2 separate regions of the Homo sapiens genome follow, and region 2 is linked to region 1. Evidence: chromatin loops called from intact Hi-C (ENCODE). Cell type or tissue: endothelial cell of umbilical vein. All regions are shown on one strand. Links, peaks and the distances in the headings refer to the core of each region. The heading gives the core; the rest is flanking DNA.

Evidence for each region. Hi-C counts contacts between places; a loop is a spot of excess contacts. Peaks named below come from ENCODE experiments on the same cell type or tissue, not always from the same donor. Only the 100,000 strongest peaks of a DNase experiment are listed, where the experiment ranks them.
Region 2: it touches region 1 in a loop (5-fold over the local background); 2 of 110 quality-filtered maps call a loop at or near these places.

What each region holds. Positions count from the first base shown.
Region 1 is chr4:52,586,620-52,589,525 of GRCh38, forward strand. No RefSeq gene overlaps it. Among named protein-coding and RNA genes, the nearest start is that of USP46, 71 kb to the right of the region's middle. In endothelial cell of umbilical vein, for the core only: a CTCF peak has its summit at 1,655 (motif pointing right); DNase peaks (open chromatin) are centred at 1,672 and 2,292; H3K27ac peaks cover 1,302 bases.
Region 2 is chr4:52,860,584-52,863,489 of GRCh38, forward strand. It overlaps RASL11B (RAS like family 11 member B), which reads left to right and starts at 1,734. Exons shown (of 4, transcript NM_023940.3): 1 at 1,734-2,066; 2 at 2,685-2,741. The coding sequence starts at 1,925. LOC124900700 (a long non-coding RNA gene) reads right to left here and starts at 1,622. Exons shown (of 2, transcript XR_007058115.1): 1 at 1,501-1,622; 2 at 566-1,148. RefSeq lists silencers at 1,298-1,787, 1,759-2,053. In endothelial cell of umbilical vein, for the core only: no CTCF peak of the experiment used is centred there; a DNase peak (open chromatin) is centred at 1,658; H3K4me3 peaks cover 1,471 bases; H3K27me3 peaks cover 983 bases.

The sequences.
Region 1 (2,906 bases), core at 312-2,811:
GGGTCTTGCTCTGTCACCCAGGCTGGAGTGCAGTGGCACAATCATGGCTCACTGCAGCCTCTACCTCCCCAGGCTGAGGTGATCCTCCCACCTCAGCCTTCCAAATAGCTGGAACTTCAGGTGCATGCCAGGAAGCCTGGCTAATTTTTCTAATTTTTGTAGAGATGGAGGTTTAACCATGTTGCCCAGGCTGGTCTCAAACTCCTGGGCTTAAGCGATCTGCCTGCCTTGGCCTCCCAAAGTCCTGGGATTACAAGCGTGAGCCACCATGCCCAGCCGACTTTCTGTCCAATACTTCATTCCTCCATATATGTAAATGGAGAAGAGAAAAAAATCCTGTACCTAATGTAATTAAAGTTCTATTATGTAGCTTATAGTCTGGGATCAGCTGACATAATTACAAATAAATGCCTCTAGCAAAATTAAAGCAGGAAAGCTTCAAAATGCAAAACTATTTTCCAGAAATTCTAAAACAGTAAATGAGTTCCTATCCCATATCACTTTTGAGAGGTCTCACAGTTTTTGCCTACAAAAATCAAAACTTACAAAAAATTGTAACCAAAACTTGAATAGCAGAAATAAAATAGGATATTTGTTCTCAGGTAGGGGAGGACTATAAGGATTAAAATTATGCTTTGCCACTTTAGTTGGCTTGCCATGAGGTTCTTTTCTTGTACCTCCGAAAATCAGAAAGTGGCTTTCAGATCTTTTATTTAAACCCTTACATCGATTTCTCAAATATTCCATTTTCTTTCCTTTCTTCTTCTTCTTTGTTCTTCCGTGAAAAGAAAATTTCAGGACCTTCCCTATTTATTATGCCAAGGGCAAAAGTTAAGCCCTGGAAACTGAGTCACAGTTGTTTTTCTTCTCTGGTGAATGACCGTTGCTTCTTGACCTTTGTGTTGAGATGTTATACATTAACGAGACTCCCTAATCTTTATGCAAACCTAAGCTAAATGAGATGGAGACCCTCATGATTTTCACCTCTTTACAATTGGATGTTAAGTAATCCTTTGGAGTGTAATCAATAGTAGCCAATCAAATCCTATAGCTCTGTGTTAGCCTTTGTATGGAGAATGTTGTGATTCTGTTCTACACCTGTTTTTGCCTATATAAATAATCTTCACTTATCCCCACACCGAGAGCACTAATAATCATTCTCTGGTATCCGGGTGTGCCTGGACAGCTACCCTCAATCTTTGCACTTAAACTCTTTTAATTGGATCCTGACTCCTTTATTTTAGGTTGACCCTTCCTTTCCTGCTTTGTAACATTAAAAAGCTAAATAGGAGTAAGAATCACCTCTCTTCTTCTTAGATTTCTCCATGTTAGCCCCACACCCCCTTGTCACGCATTTGTTTTAACTCGACAACCCTTTCTAGGCACCAGCTTCAGAGAGGGACAGGACACTGTCTTCATGGAGCCCGTCTTCTTCTCTCTTTTCATGATCTCTTGTTCCATTGCCCCGTCTTGCAGAAAGGTAAGGGCTTGTTTAATTTCAGCCTTGGTTTGGATTCAAGATCACTGTTGTCACATTTGGGAGTGTTTTTTTAAAAAAAAAACAAAACACATAGACAAGTAATGCAAACAAAGTAAGAGCAAGACTTGTGCAGCAGCTCTTTTGAGGACAATCAGGAGGTGTCTGGGGGGCCCTTCCCACTAGAGGGCACTGGACCCTGTCCCTGCATCTTCAGTCGTCTCTACTGCCACATGCCCTGTCCACACCAGGATGACCCCTCCCCACCCCAGCCCTATGACTCTGGAAAGCTCTTCAGCACACATAACAGGATCCAGACAGAACTTGGACCTTCTCTGCTGGAGCAAATTGGAATTCCTGAAATTGATTGAACCCTCCATACAGAGGGAGCTCAGTCCGCATCTCCTCGGTTTAAGGCCCTGCCTCAAATAGGGGTTCTGATCCCTCAGGAAAGCAAGGGCTCGAGACACAGACAAACCTGAGCCTGAGGGACTCTAAGGGGAGGTGTGGAGGTGCCAGGAACTATGAACAATGAGCAAAGCATGTCAGTTGTACCAGGGCATGCCCACCATCACACTACATGCTTTCCAGCATTTCTATTTATTACAAAACTGCTTTGACCTTGTTTTACAGGTTAGGAAAAACTGAAGTCTAGATTTCTCCAGTTACTTGTAAGAAGCCTTCTTTGGTGTCTGGGCCAAAACCACCAACCCCGTGGGCAGGACGAGTTGCTGCAGATCAATGAGGTGCCAGCACACCAGTAGCCATCCTGTTTGTGTGTATGACGCTCCTTTCCCCCTTGCCCTCATGAGAACAGCAGACCTCAGGAAATGACTTCTCAGTCTAGCACTTTCCAGCCAGACCATTAGGAAAACAACTGTGGTTGAACAAATGCTCAGTGCATTGGGAGACCACACACTGGGGGACTGTGGGGCATCTCAGTAAGCAGCTGTCAGAAGAACTTTGAGGATGGAGGCCTTGCTTAGGTCATTCGTGGGAGTGTTCCACGAATAGGGGTGTGCTTTGGATTGGGTGTTGTCAGGAAGTGGGGGAGATTATCTGATTGAGATGGTAGTAAATCTCATGTAGCACAGATGAGAGCAAAGCTAAAATGGGAACTGGTGAAGGGCAGCAGGCACTCGGATGAAGAGTTTGTGATTTCGTGGTTTACATAGTGACCTTGTGTTTGTCTATGCTGGGATAATTATTAAGTGGTCTTGTTTTTTGTCTAACTTCATCACAGTCACGGCATGACCTTGTCTGAGGGTGGTGTTCTGTGCGATTTACGTGGAACAAGAAACACCACAGCCCAGTGATGAACGCCAGGATGCCTCCTGACAACATCAGAGGGCGGCTGTCTCAGGCTAGCCCCTGGCTGTCAGGGGATGCTTGTTTTTCTCATGTCTTCAGCGTCATCTTTCATGCCTAG
Region 2 (2,906 bases), core at 163-2,662, 270 kb after region 1:
CAAAGCAAAATTCCCCTTGACAGCTTTTGTCATGTCTCTGTGTGTGTGTGTGTGTGTGTGTGTGTGTGTGTATGTTAAACTAGTACTTTAGCCTACATCATTATTTTACCATGTAAGCATGATAGAATAGCAGGCTTTTTGGAGGGGAAAGATTTTAAAAGTACATGGTTACCTGTAATTACAGTCTTGCAAAGTTTGATTTTATAGAAGTGACATTCAAGTCTGATTTAAACCATGCAGAAAGACATGGTGCATATTGGAAATGCTTTTTCTTTCTGACTCAAATGGCTGTTTCGTTCTAGTGATCTCCCTAGAAGTCAGCCTTTTATTATGTTTATTGTAAGGTTGTGTGTCTTTCTAATTACGTGGCCCATCCTAGAAAACTTGCTACCTTGAGATTACCTTTCTATTTCTCCTTGCATTCCTGCAAACACCTAAACCTCTGTAGACAAGAGGTTCATCTCAGAGTCTGAACTGGCTGAGGATCATAAAATTCTGTCAAATACCTGGTCAATTAAGTTCTGGCTGGAAGAGGGGGTCAAATTAGATGACTGACATGTGCGGATAAGGGCACTGGTTTATTTCACATTTTAGCCTTTAATGTGGGTGGGTACACAAAGCCACAGAGTTTGTTGCCATACCCCAACATAAAAGCCTCTGGGACAAGGTTGAAAGGGTAGCGGGGAGAGGGCCTTGGATAGCGGATGGGGTGGTTAACCCGCGACTCTGGTGACATTTTGCCATCAGCCGCTGGTGACATCTTGCCATCAGCTGCAGCTACAGAATGTTGCTCGCAGGAGGAATTTGGCCTGCCGTTGAAGATGTGTTTCTCAGATGAGACTGTAAGGGGCCGGAGCTTGGGATTTTAGGAGTGCAGGGCCCACCTCTTCCTTGGTATCAAGCCACTTAACTAAACTCTTGCGGTGTCTTATGACCAGGGACGAAGTGCGGGGCCCCTTCAGACGTCGCAGCTGGAGTAACTGTTTTCTTTCCATTTCACAGCTCTTGAAGGAGGTGTGACTGAGTGAGGCGCTGGAAAGCTTGTTCTATAATTACTTCTTGATCCGCTTCTAGGCGTGCTGTGCATGCGTCCGACCATGTGTGTTTGCGTTAGCTTGCGCCGTCGACAAGAGCCAGAGAACGTGGGTCTAGGATAAAACGTGGATGATATTTTTGCTTCAAATGTCACATTTTACGGGGGTCTAAAGGTCTTAGGCTGGAGTCTTTGCGGATGATTGCCAACTGTAGCTGAATCTATGAGCTGGGATGTACCCAAGCCAGTGCAATCGCTCCAAATCAGGGCGGGCGGCACTAAGCCGGGGAGCAAACACCGCTCCCGGCCCGCCCAGAGCAGACGCCCTAGGTTGGGGCTGCAGCGAGTGCGCGCGTGGGCTGTGGAGCCGGCGGAGGCAGCGGTCCGGAATGGCTCTGTGGAGGCTGCGCTCTCTTCCTGGCCCCGCAGCCACAGCAGCTGCCCCATGCTCGCGCGGCAGGACCTACCAGGCGCCCACCCTGGGCTGCGCCGCCTCGGACCACCCGCTGCTCCCCTCCGCCCGCTGCCTCTTCTCCCCGCGCCTCACGGGGCTCCGCACTGACTCCAGGCGCCTCCGGGGGCGTCGCGCGCGCGGAGCGGCGCCGGGGGCGGGGCCTCGTGTAGGGCGCCCCGGGATTGGCTGTGGGGAGAGGGGGCGGGGCCGGCCGCGGAGAAAACAGCCGGCGCGCCGCGCGAGTGCAGTCTGGGTCTGGAGCCTGAGCCCTGCGGAACCTCGGCGCTCGGCCCCACCCCGCCCGTACCTGCACTTATTTATTGTTGTTATTTCTTACCGCGGAGCCCCGCAGTCGGGTCCTCCCGCCCGCTCCCGCGCAGCGCTAGCATTCTCCAGTCCCTCAGTCCCTTCCCGCGCGGTGCGCCGCAGCCGAGGCGATGCGCCTCATTCAGAACATGTGCACCATCGCCGAGTACCCCGCGCCGGGCAACGCCGCGGCCTCCGACTGCTGTGTGGGCGCCGCCGGCCGCCGCCTGGTCAAGATCGCCGTGGTGGGCGCCAGCGGCGTGGGCAAGACCGGTGAGTCGTCGCGCTTAGCCCTGGGTCTGGTCTTGGACGACCCCTGACGGGAGTTGAGGCTGAACAAGGCGTGGGGAGCGGTGGGAGCTGCAGCCCGACCGCTCTCCGTCCCCGCGCAGGGAGCCGCTGCCCCTTGGGAGTGGGCTTAGCCGTTGTCTACGCCACCCGCCTGCTTCCACAGACGGGGGAAACAAGGATCAAGAATGGCCAGGCAGCTTTCTGGGGACCACCGGCACCGCCGCCATCAGAACTTTGGGGTGTTTGAGCCTCTGGCAATGCCTGGCACAGAAAGGGGAGTTAGTGAAGCTAGCCCCCCTGGGAGGTCTTGAAGGTTAGGAAGACATGGGTCTACTGGAAGGCTTAGGTGTGGCTCAGCCGGGCTCAGAGGAGGGGGTGGGCCCAGTGAGCCTTCCAGCTGCACAGAGCCATAATTCACGATGCCTTCTAGCCCCCTCCTTTTTGTCTGGAAAGAAGGGTCAAGGAGCTACAGGGTAGGAATTTCACTTGGTGGCCATCTATGGCTTTCTTTGGGAGAACTGTTTTCCAGGCAGGGGGTGGGGTGGAGAACAATCTAACTTCCAAGGTTAACACTTTGACGTTCTTTTTTCTGACGTGCAGCACTGGTGGTCCGGTTCCTCACCAAACGATTCATCGGTGACTATGAAAGAAATGCAGGTGAGACAATGCATTTGAGAAAAATTCTGTCCCATTGCAGGAGGACTGCGGTTCCCATTTTCCAGCGCTTCCCAGGGAGGTTCTTTCAGTGACAGTCCGAGCCTGAGGATCCCGCCACTTAAAACTTTCCCCAGTCCCCAGCCCTCCATGGCGCCCCCCTCCCAT